2 separate regions of the Homo sapiens genome follow, and region 2 is linked to region 1. Evidence: chromatin contacts called from ENCODE POLR2A ChIA-PET data. All regions are on one chromosome and are shown on one strand. Each heading gives the region's core, a stretch centred on a gene start or an enhancer-like site at or near the end of the contact. The rest is flanking DNA. Distances are from core to core; before and after follow the strand shown.

Region 1 (5,707 bases), core at 1,914-4,413:
GTGCCTCTAATCCCAGCTACTCAGGAGGCTAAGACAGGAGAATCGCCTGAACCCGGAAGGCGGAGGTTGCAGTGAGCCGAGATCACATCACTGCACTCCATCCTGGGCAAGACTCCCCATGGAAAAAAAAAAAAAAAGAGCAGAGGACAGGGGATGCACGCGGAACCAAGAGCTTCGGGAGCTACACACCAGGGCCCGTGCACCCTGCCAAGCCACTCCAAGGGGAAAGACTGTATCTCTCCCCTTCATTCAGCCATCCACAAACACCCCACACCCCCAAGCCAGGAACCCCAAGCAGGGAGGCAGCCCCAGGTGATGACTGTGCAGGGAGCTGAGCGACCACATGAGGGCAGTGGAGACTCGATCAGGACCGCATAGGATTTGGCCTTAGGATGGGGGTGGGATGTGAGAAAATGGGGAGAGGGGTGAGGCCAGGGGGCCTTGGAGTAGGCGGAGGCTGGAGAGTGGTTGCCTGTCCACAGACTCCCCATTCATGTCACATGTGGTATTCGTCATCCATGCAAGTATTTGTTCCTTTATTCATTTCTTCAGTTTGTTTATTCTTCTAAGCCAGCCCCTCTGCCGTCCATCCTTCCGTCTTTCCTTCCTCTCTTTCTCACTCTGTTTTTTTCTTTCTTGTCCCTTTGGTTTGTCTGGCCAGGAGATCAACTGGGCATACCGTCCTGAGCCACAGCTGGGTGCCAGCCTGAGAGAGGCACTCCTCTAGGGGATACGGTGAGCCTTGGCCCCTGCCCTTGAAGGGTTCAGGGCAGTAGGCCACGGTGCTGGGCTCCCCACAGATCTGGGCCTGGGGTTGGTGGGGCCTCGAGGGGCCTAAGTCTCCCACAGGCTGCAAGTCCTGAGAAGCCTCAGTAAACACTAAAACAGTAAACAGTACCCTGGCCAGGCAGACTGTGTGACCTGGGCCACCACTCTAAAAATAAATTCCAGGAAAACAGTATGGTCCCAGGTCCAGCAATGTCTGAGATTCAGGGACATTCCCTGCCAACCAGAGCCGATTTCTGTGGCCTGGTGACTAAGCTCCCTCTCGCAGGAGCGTAAGCATGGTGGGGGAGCGGAGGCTGGGGCTTGACGTCAGGAGATTGAATCCTTGCTGTGTCCTGCTGGTCTAAGACACCCCTCTGCCTCTCTCTGAGGCTCAGTTCCCAAATCTGTAAAATGGGAGGAAGCAGGTCATCTGCTTGGTCTACCTCGTGGTCTGAGAGCTAAATGAAATTGCAATTGTGCAGATGAGGCGTGATGGAGGGAGACCACCTGGCTTTGGGGTCACGCCTGGATCCAAATTCTAGTTCAGCCTCTTACTAGCTGTGGATGTTAGTCAACAACTTAGCCTCTCTGGGCCTCAGGCTCCTCATCTGTGAAATGGAGCTAAGAGTCCCTACCTCCTAGGGAACAGTGCCTACACGTGGCTTGCAATCCACTAATGGGTGTTGTTATTATTAGGAAATGTTCAGTGAAACTGTATAGCATGACAAACATCAAGTGTGTCATTACAGAGATTATCCCTATAGCAACCAAGGCCAAACGCCTCTGCCTGACTCTCAGCTCCCTCCACCCCCAGTCTGGCCCCACCTGCCTTCCAGCCTTGCCACCCAAGGCCTGACGACAGCAGCAGTTGGGAGGAAGATGCTGACAGCTGATCCGAGGGGGTGGGGCCCCTCTCACCACTCCTTGGGGCGGGGAGCCCTGCTCTGGAGCTACCTGCCCAGCCCAGTGTCAAGTCACTGCCGAGCCCTGTGGCAGTTTCGGGGAGGAAGGGGCACCTGGAAAGGCAGAGCTGTGCTGGGGAGGATCCTTCCCTCCAAGTGGGGCTCCATCCAGCCTGCAGACCACAGCCCGGAGCGGGAGCCGGGCAGAGGAGTCAAGGAGCTGGGCTCTGCCTCTCCACCTAGTGACTCCTGCCCTGGCTGCCTCTTTAGACCACAGTGAGTTTAAAGGAGGTTGAAGGTGCTTTTTCACCTGCCTGACTTGGAACTCCATGAGGGGGGATGTCATGACCAGCATAAATTAGGGGGAACCTAATGACGTCTGCCCCTTGTTCTTTTAAGCTTCAATAGAAACACTCAGTCCAAGATCTGGGAAGACCCTTGTGCCCATTTTTAAAAGATTTCAACTCTGGCCATTAGGAGAAGTGGAGAGATCAGGTGACAATGAGTTCCCAGTTCAATGCTGGATTTACTGCTGGCATCCAACGTGCTCCACTGAGCAAGCACCAGCTCCTCATGCTGCACCACTGTGCAAGCGAGCCTCACCCTCTGCGGGGGCGGGGTGGGGGGGCAGCATTCCGCTCCGGCCTCCGCAGCTTCGCACGTGCCGCTGTCTCCGGTGGAACACCTTTTCCCTCCCCCATCTGACTGTGTTTCACTTTTTCCTCAAGACTCTGAAAGGTTTCCTGACTCCCTCAACGTGGGCGAGGAGCTCTTTTCCCCTACTCCCGTCCCGCTGCCTGTCCCTACTCCCGTTGTAGTTCTGATCACACTGATGTCCTGCGTGTCTACCATTCTAAGCCGTGGGCTTCTCAAGGCAGGGCCTGGATTTTGTCTTAAACAGTTCAGGGTCCCCGGGCCCTTGGGCACCAGGGGGACATCTCATGGTGCAATAATAAGAAACACTCACACTTTACAGAGGGAAGGTTCTATCGCTTTCCCTAGATCGTGGCCAGCCACGGTGTCAGGTGGCTGCCCACCTGCAGCAGAGCTTCCTGGTGCTGCGGGAGGGGGCAGGCCAGGCCTGGTGGGGCCAGTGAAGGGGGTCATCCCCTTCCCACCTGGCATGAAACGCCTGTGTTGTGCTGCGTCCTGAGACCCCTGGGGAAATGCACCATTCATTCATTCATTCATTCATTCACTAAAGGTCACTGGCTCCTGCCTGGGATCTGGGACCCAGCCCCTGAGCACACCCCCGCCCCCACTGTCATGGTCCCGCTGTTTGTCTTCTCCCTTCCGACCTCCCGTGGCCCCAGCGCGGCCAGCTCACAGTAGGTGCTCGGGCAGCGTTTCTTCAGGGACCTAGACGGCCTGGAGAGGAAGGGCCCCAGCCCAGCCGCCCGGGCCTCTCACCTGGCTCTCGGGGCGCCCGGCTCGCACTTCCTCCCGCCGCCCCGCCCCTTCCACATTCCTGCCCCGCCGGGCCTGCCCCGCGCAGTCTGGGTCTCTGCGCCGCAGCCGCCCGCCCGCCCGCTCAGCGCCCGGCCCCGGGATGACGGCGGCCCAGGCCGCGGGTGAGGAGGCGCCACCAGGCGTGCGGTCCGTCAAGGTGGTCCTGGTGGGCGACGGCGGCTGCGGGAAGACGTCGCTGCTGATGGTCTTCGCCGATGGGGCCTTCCCCGAGGTGAGTGCCCCGCGCCTCCGCCTCGCCCGGTTCCGCTCGCGCGCCCGGGTGTACAGGTCCGTGCCGGAGCGGCCCAGGCTGTGCGCCTAACCCGGCCTCCGAGGGGTGTCCCAGCGGGGCCTGGGGTCCAGGGCAGAGTTCTTCCGCCCCAGCCATTGGGAATGAAGGCCTCAGTGATGTTATCTGTAAAGCCGGAGGAATGGCATCCACCGGGGAGAGGTGTCACAAGGACTGAGTGAGGCGACCTGGGTGCACACAAGATCCTAAGACAGCACTTGGCCACACAATTCCGCTGAGGGCCTGAGAGCTTGGAAGCCAGACTGCCGAGGTTCAAATTATGGCTTTGCCTCTTATAGCTGTGTGCCCTTGGGTAAGTCCCCTAACCCTGCTGTGCCTGTGTCCCTCACTACATCACAGGTGAGTGACAGTGCCCACCACACAGGGTCACTGTGACAGAGAGTTAATAGACCTCAAGCACTCAGCCCCGGCCTGTGCACAGGAAGGACTCACGGAGAGTTGGCACATGTCGCTCCTGGGAAACATTGTCTCCCTTCCAGCTCTTGCCGCTGGAAAGCACATGCCATGGGCTCTGCCTTGGAGGGTGGGAGCACGCCAGCTGTAGCCTCAGCTGCTGGGCCCGCGTCTCTGCTCTCCTCTGAGCCCCGTGCCCTTTTGTAACCTGCTTAGCTTCTCTGAGCCTCAGTTTCCTCACAACAACCCCATGGGGTAGAGGGACTGTAGGGCAGTGGTGAAGTGGAGCCCAGGGGAGGCTGACAGGCAGCTCCCGTGCGGTAGCTGGCATGTCCTTGGCGCTGTAGGCATGCCCACCGTTAATCCTTCCTGACATGCTCACTGACTGCCCAGGCAGACTCCACGGGCACCAGGCGGCCCCTGCTCTGCCGCCTCTCAGCCCTGTTGTCCTGGGAGTCCATGGAGTTGCTTCCAGCATCTCTTCTTTTTTTTTATTTTTATTTTTTTTGAGAAGAGTCTCACTCTGTCACCCAGGCTGGAGTGATATTGGCACAATCTCAGCTCACTGCAACCTCCGCCTCCTGGGTTCAAGCGATTCTCTTGCCTCAGCCTCCTAAGTAGCTGGGATTACAGGCGCCCACCACCACGCCTAGCTAATTTTTAAAATTATTTTATTTTATTTTATTTTTGAGACGGAGTCTCGCTCTGTCGCCAGGTTAGAGTGCAGTGGCACAATCTCGGCTCACTGTAACCTCTGCCTCCCAGGTTCAAGCGATTCTCCCGCCTCAGCCTCCCGAGTAGCTGGGACTACAGGCGCGTGCCACCGTGCCCAGCTAATTTTTGTATATTTTTAGTAGAGACAGGGTTTCGCCATGTTGGCCAGAATGGTCTCGATCATTTGACCTGGTGATCCGCCCACCTTGGCCTCCCAAAATGCTGGGATTACAGGTGTGAGCCACCACACCCAGCCAATTTTTTTATTTTTAGTAGAGATGGAGTTTTGCCATGTTGGTCAGGCTGGTCTCGAACTCCTGGCCTCAAGCGATCTGCCCGCCTCGGCCTCCCAAAGTGCTAGGATTACTGGCCTGAGCCACCGCAACTGGCATTCTTCCTCCTTTTCTTCCCAGCATCCTCTAAGCCCCTGGGGTTGTATAGGTGCTGGAGCATCTGAGCACAAGCAGGACGGTCGGGCCTACCCCAGTTCTTATCACACTGTAGTTCTTATCAGGATGATATCTGTCTGCCTGTCTCCCACCCTTGGCCCATGTGCTTTCTGCTGCAGTGGCATTGAGCCACTTTTGTTTAGTAGCTTGCGGAGCTGGTGTCACCTCCTTTGACCAGTCATACATTTTTTTAAGTTGGGGGAAACATGTTTCTGGGCCCCTAGATGCTGCCCATGGGAACCCAACAATGAGGGCACCCGGGGAAGAGCACCACACAGGGACAGGTGGCCCAGGCCCAGGGGAAGGCACCTGATGGGCGGGGGCTGGAGGGCTGATGCCTCACCACCAGCTCTGAGATGTCCTTGATGGTGAGACCATCCCAACTTCAGAGGAGTTATGACGTGGAAATGGGCCTCTTCCAGTTGATAAGATGTGAATGCTTTGAGGGACATGCTGGGGCTGGCCAGAAATGGGGGGAGGGCATGCTTATCACCAGGAAAATGGGCTGGATTTGTCCAGGCTCCTCCCGTCTGGGGGCTCTGAGTTCCCTGGAGCAGGAGAGTCCTCTTCATTTAAAGAACCCACAATGGGCCGGGCGTAATGGCCCACACCTGTAATCCCAGCTCTCTGGGAGGCCAAGGTGGGTGGATCACCTGAGGTCAGGAATTCAAGACCAGCCTGGCCAACATGGTGAAACCCCATGTCTACCGAAAATACAAAAA
Region 2 (5,707 bases), core at 514-3,013, 350 kb after region 1:
TGACCACACTCAAAGACAGCTACGGCTGAATTCCCAGCGCACTTTGGTCCTTGGGGCATGCTAAATTAATATTTTCTTATAAGTCCCATAATTCGCTTTTTTTTTTTGAGACAGAGTTTTGCTCTGTCCCCCAGGCTGGAGTGCAGTGGCGCGACTTTGGCTCACTGCAACATTCACTTCCCGGGTTCAAGCGATTCTCCTGCCTCAGCCTCTGGAGTAGCTGGGATTACAGGCGTGCGCCACTGTGCCCAGCTAATTTTTGTATTTTTAGCAGAGGTGGGGTTTCGCCATGTTGGCCAGGTGGCCTTGAACTCCTAACCTCAAGTGATCCACCCCCCTTGACCTCCCAAAGTGCTAGGATTACAGGCGTGAGCCAACAAGCCTGGCCCCATAATTAGCTTTTGAGTAGCACAGTAATATTGCAGGGTGTGCACATAAAAATAATTACTTTATGAGCAGACGTGGCTGGGCACAGTGGCTCACGCCTGTAATCCCAGGACTTTGGGAGGCCTAGGCGGGCGGATCATTTGAGGTCAGGAGTTCGAGACCAGCCTGGCCAACATGGTGAAACCCCATCTCTCTAAAAATACAAAAAGTTAGCTGGGCATGATGGGAGCCTCCTGTAATCCCAGCTACTTGGGAGGCTGAGGCAGGAGAATCGCTTGAACCTGGGAAGTGGAGCCCAGGCGACAGTGCGAGACTGTCTCAAAAAAAAAAAAAAAAAAAAGAAGAGCAGACGATAAATGAACCTTAATTCTTGTTGGAACCCTGAGTTGGTGCTTTACATGCCAGTAACCTCAGAACTGGAAGTGGGCCTGCCGTGGTGGCTCAGGCCTGTAATTCCAGCACTTTGGGAGGCTAAGGCGGGATGGTCTCTTGCGTCCAGCCTGGGCAACACAGCGAAACCCTGTCTCAACAAAAAATACAAAAATTAGCTGGGCATGGTGGTGCGCGCCTGCAGTCCCAGCTACTGTGGAGGCTGACGCAGGAGGATCTCTTGAGACCAGGAGGTGGAGGTTGCAGTGAGCCCAGATCGTGCCATTACACTCCAGCCTGGGTGACAGAGCAAGACCCTGTCTCAAGAAACAAACATGAAGTCCAGGCGCAGTGGCTCATGCCTGCAATCCCAGCACTTTGGGAGGCTGAGGTGGATGGATCACCTGAGGTCAAGAGTTTGACCAATGTGGCAAAAACCCTGTCTCTACTAAAAATACAAAAATTAGCCGGGCATGGTGGTGCTTGTCTGTAGTCCCTGCTACTTGGGGGGCTGAGGCAGGAGAATCACTTGAATCCGGGAGGTGGAGGTTGCAGTGAGCTGAGACCGCGCCACTGCACTCCAGCCTGGGCAACAGAGCGAGACTCTGTCTCAAAAGAAACAAACAAAAGAACTGGAGGTGGCCCGGCCCCTGCGTCTAACAGTCCTGGGCCCTCCACACCAGCACAGGAACTCAAGCCTGCAGTCACTGGGGCCATGGGGAAGGTGGGAGGAGCCCACAGCTCAGGGGCACTGGGGCAGGCAGGAAGAGCCTCAGAGAGGAAGGGGTGACACCCCCCACCCTTGGGAGGGGCCCCCAGCGGTTGCCAAAGCTGTGTGAGGAGGAGGAGGAAGTGAGAGGAGGAGGTGAGGTGCTGCGGGAGGTGAGCTGGGCTGGTGGGGACAGGGGCAGGGCTTGGGGCTGGGTCTCCGGACAGAGGCCTGGCTTTTCTGTCAGGGCAGGGCCTAGCCCCTGCCCCCATAAAAGAGGAGACATAGGGGGCTTGGTGAGATACCCTGAAACCTCCCCCCTCTGACCCCGCAGCCAGGCCCCAGGCTGGCCGGGAGTGGCCCCTCACACTGGTTCTCCCCACTTTCTCTGCCTGTGGCATCGAAGGCCCCGGGCACCATGGCCCAGGCCCTGGGGGAGGACCTGGTGCAGCCTCCCGAGCTGCAGGATGACTCCAGCTCCTTGGGGTCCGACTCAGAGCTCAGCGGGCCTGGCCCATATCGCCAGGCCGACCGCTATGGATTCATTGGGGGCAGCTCAGCAGAGCCAGGGTAAGGGGGCAGGGTGAGGGCTGGCGGAATGCTGGGACAGAGGACAGGGGGCTGAGGGCTGAATTCTGGAGGGAGGCCGGGAGGGTCTGGTGGTAGGGATTGGGAGGGGGACTCAGCCAGTAGCACCCCTCTGCAGGTGCCAGGTGGAACCCTAAGGTGGGAAGGGTCCGGGGAGGCCTCTGTACGTCTCTTACCCCCAGCCTCCGAGGGTTTGCACCCACTACTGGGGCAGAACATCCTTCCCCTTTGAACCTCTGGCTCAGGAATCCCAGATCCAAATCACAGAACCCATACCTCCTCCTTCCCCCTTTCCCCAAGCTACAGACAGAAACACAAGTCCAGATATAGACAGAAACTTGCCCCAGGTCACACAGATCAGACACAGACCCAGACTCAAACTCAGGACTCTGGGCTTCCAGTCCAGGGCTCTCTCCAGCCAGCTTCCCCTATGAATTGTCTGTGTCCCTGTCCTGGGTGACAGCCAACCAGTCCCTCCCCCAATACACACCCACTCACCCCTTCAGTCTCCTGCTTCTGCCCACGTCGGAGCCACATCCTTTCCTGTCCCCGTGACAAGCATTGGCAGCTCCTGGGTCACAGGTCACCCCACAGGGCTCCCAGAGATCCCTAGGGCCAGGAGCTGGGTTCACCTGGGTAGCCTGGAGGGTGGCAGTGTGGGCCTTGGGTAACAGCTGCCCAGCGTCTGGATACCTGTGCCATGCACCCCCAGGCCGGGCCACCCACCTGCAGACCTCATCCGCCAACGGGAGATGAAGTGGGTGGAGATGACCTCGCACTGGGAGAAAACCATGTCCCGGCGGTACAAGAAGGTGAGGGGGGCAGGGGCCCCACTTGGCTTCCATGGCTCATTCCTCTCTGCCTCAGCCCACATCTTGGCAAAATGTACCCACCCTGTGTCCCAGCACCTCCGGCCTTTGCTCCCTGCCACCCAAAGTGGGCCCCTGCCTGCTGATGAGCTGTGCCTGGGGCCTGCCAGCAGGAGCTATGGAGGCTGCCTAGTGGAGCCCTTGGCCTCACCCACAGGTAAAGATGCAGTGCCGGAAAGGCATCCCGTCTGCCCTGCGCGCCCGATGCTGGCCCCTGTTGTGTGGGGCCCATGTGTGCCAGAAGAACAGCCCTGGCACCTATCAGGTGAGGGAGTGGGCAGGGGCCCCAATTCCCCTACCCAGAGCCCCTCACCACACTGAACCCTCACACCCACCTTCCTGGCTACCCACAGGAGCTGGCAGAGGCCCCTGGAGACCCACAGTGGATGGAGACCATTGGCAGGGACCTGCACCGTCAATTCCCTCTGCACGAGATGTTTGTGTCGCCTCAGGGCCACGGGTACGAGGCCGGTGATGCCCAGGGACCCCCAGCCCCACAAGCCCCAGGTGCTCCAGCCCACTTTCCCTAGCCCAGCTCTACAGTCTTGCATCTCAGGGGACCCAGGAAGGCCCAGGGAGGCTGAGGCCTGGGCAGAGGCCCCCAGAGGGTGGAGAAGGGGGTGCCTGCAGGACTGGCCCCTTATGGGGTCTTCCGGCACAGGCAGCAGGGGCTCCTGCAGGTGCTCAAGGCCTACACCCTGTATCGACCGGAGCAGGGCTACTGCCAGGCCCAGGGGCCCGTGGCTGCTGTGCTGCTCATGCACCTGCCCCCAGAGGTGAGTGACCTTGACCCTGCTCTGGGAACCCTAGTGACCTAGGCCCAGGGAACCCCATCCCCAGGAACTGTGGCCTCAGAAACCTGCAATCCTTGATTCCTGGACCCTGTCCTAGTGACCCAGGTCCTCATGACTGCCAGCCTCAGTGACCTTCAAGCCTAATGACCTTGACTCCAGGAACCTGGGACCCTTGACCCCAGCCTTGACCCCAGTCATCTAGGAATCTGGATGTTATCACCTTGACCCCACGACTCCTGATTCTGAACTTGGGGACTGCGACCCCAACCCCAAAGACCCAGAAACCCAGGACTTGAACTTTGGGACACTCCCAACCCTTGGCCAGTGAACCCCAACCCTGTGACCTTCAAATCTAACACCATGAGCCCTGTGATTTCCAACACCCTAAACCCCTCAGCAGACCCTGTCTTGGGCAGAGGAGGGGGCTTTTGGGAAGGGCTTCCAGGAACTGCGCAGGTTAGGAGTGGCCCTGAGTGCAGGCCCCTGTGGTGCCCAGGCCCTCCCCTTCACTCCTTTCCCCTGTCCTGCCTTCTCCTCCACGGTCCCTTCCTTGGTGAGCACTTACAGGCCTGTGCCCTGCCCCTTCCCCAGGAGGCCTTCTGGTGCCTGGTGCAGATCTGTGAGGTCTACCTCCCTGGGTACTACGGGCCCCACATGGTGAGAGGCTGACATGGGGGCTGGAGGAAGGAGGGGCAGGGGCCCGGTGAGTGGGTGGGGGTCTGGGGACTGAGGGAGGTTGAGCCTGGGCTCTGGGGGTGGCGGTGCTGGCCTGCTGATGGACGTGGCCACAGGAGGCTGTGCGGCTGGACGCCGAGGTGTTCATGGCCCTGCTGCGGCGGCTGCTTCCGCACGTGCACAAGCACCTGCAGCAGGTGGGCGTCGGACCCCTGCTGTACCTGCCCGAGTGGTTCCTGTGCCTCTTCGCCCGCTCCCTGCCCTTCCCCACAGTGCTGCGTGTCTGGGATGCCTTCCTCAGTGAGGGTGAGTGGGGCAGCCAGTGGCTGGGGCAGGAGCCTTGGGGTGTGGGTGGGGAGGTAGCTCACCAGCTCCAGGGTTCCCTTTTTGAGCCTCAAATCACAGGACTGGGTGTGCCGAAGGTGATGGCCTGGTGCCTGGCGCTACATCACCCATCACCCATCACCCAGGCACCGCCTGGTGCAGAGCTGGGCCAGGGAGGCTTCCAGAGGAGGCAGATGGGGCAGGAGCAGGGTGATCACAGCACATGGAGGCCTGAGCTTCTCAGGGACAGTAGGAGGCGTTCCTCCCCAGAGCCCGCAGGCACCTGCTGGGTGCTCACTGGCTCCAGACGTGGATCTGCAGCTGGGAATCAAGTGATCGAGACCTTCAATTCTGGCGGGGGTGGGGATGGGTGGCGACAGTAACCAAATTCACAAGATATTTATAGATTGTCAGAAGTGTCATGAAGAAAATAAAACAAGGGATGTGACAGGGAGTGTCAGGGGAGTGCAGGGGCGATGGCTGCATTTAAGCTCCTTCTGGCTGCTCTGTGCAGGAGGAGGACTCACAGGGGTGGCTGTGGAGGCCTGGGGCCAGAGAGGCCACTGTCCCCAGGGGCCAGGCTACAGTCTACGAAGCAGGGAGGGCTTGGAGCCATGAAGCCAGAGAGGTGGAGGCTGGGGGCCAGGCCAAGAACAGGAGGGGAGTCGGAGCAGAGCCAAGCTGGACTCCCTGTGTCTTTGGGACTCTGCCTTGATACTGCCATCGGTAACCCACCTGCATTCTGTTCTATATGTGAGGTCTGGAGGTTGCACCTTAAAACGTGGTAGAAATCAGTCAGCATATGCATACTGTGCATACTGAATGCCTGTCGTGTGCTCAGCCGGCTTCCTGCCCTCCGCACAGCGGAGGACCACTGGCTGACTTAGAGTTCTGGCCACAGGTGTCCAAGTCGCTATCCATGCGGTCACCTTCCAACCAGCCTTAGACCTCGAGAGCAGGGCTGGGCAGAGCTGGGCAGGGCCTGACCTGCC

Evidence for each region. ChIA-PET counts read pairs that join two places held with the same protein, here RNA polymerase II (POLR2A).
Region 2: POLR2A ChIA-PET joins it to region 1 with 12 read pairs in BJ. The contact joins the promoter of TBC1D10C here to the promoter of RHOD in region 1. POLR2A ChIA-PET finds 5 or more read pairs at or near these places in 3 of 52 experiments (A673, BJ and Caco-2).

Annotation. Positions count from the first base shown.
Region 1 is chr11:67,053,684-67,059,390 of GRCh38, forward strand. It overlaps RHOD (ras homolog family member D), which reads left to right and starts at 3,164. Exons shown (of 5, transcript NM_014578.4): 1 at 3,164-3,351. The coding sequence starts at 3,220. RefSeq lists an enhancer at 134-243 and silencers at 3,063-3,222, 3,233-3,302.
Region 2 is chr11:67,402,320-67,408,026 of GRCh38, forward strand. It overlaps TBC1D10C (TBC1 domain family member 10C), which reads left to right and starts at 1,764. Exons shown (of 9, transcript NM_001369496.1): 1 at 1,764-2,035; 2 at 2,766-2,865; 3 at 3,080-3,187; 4 at 3,276-3,382; 5 at 3,584-3,698; 6 at 4,308-4,373; 7 at 4,508-4,697. The coding sequence starts at 1,884. RefSeq lists an enhancer at 2,742-2,911.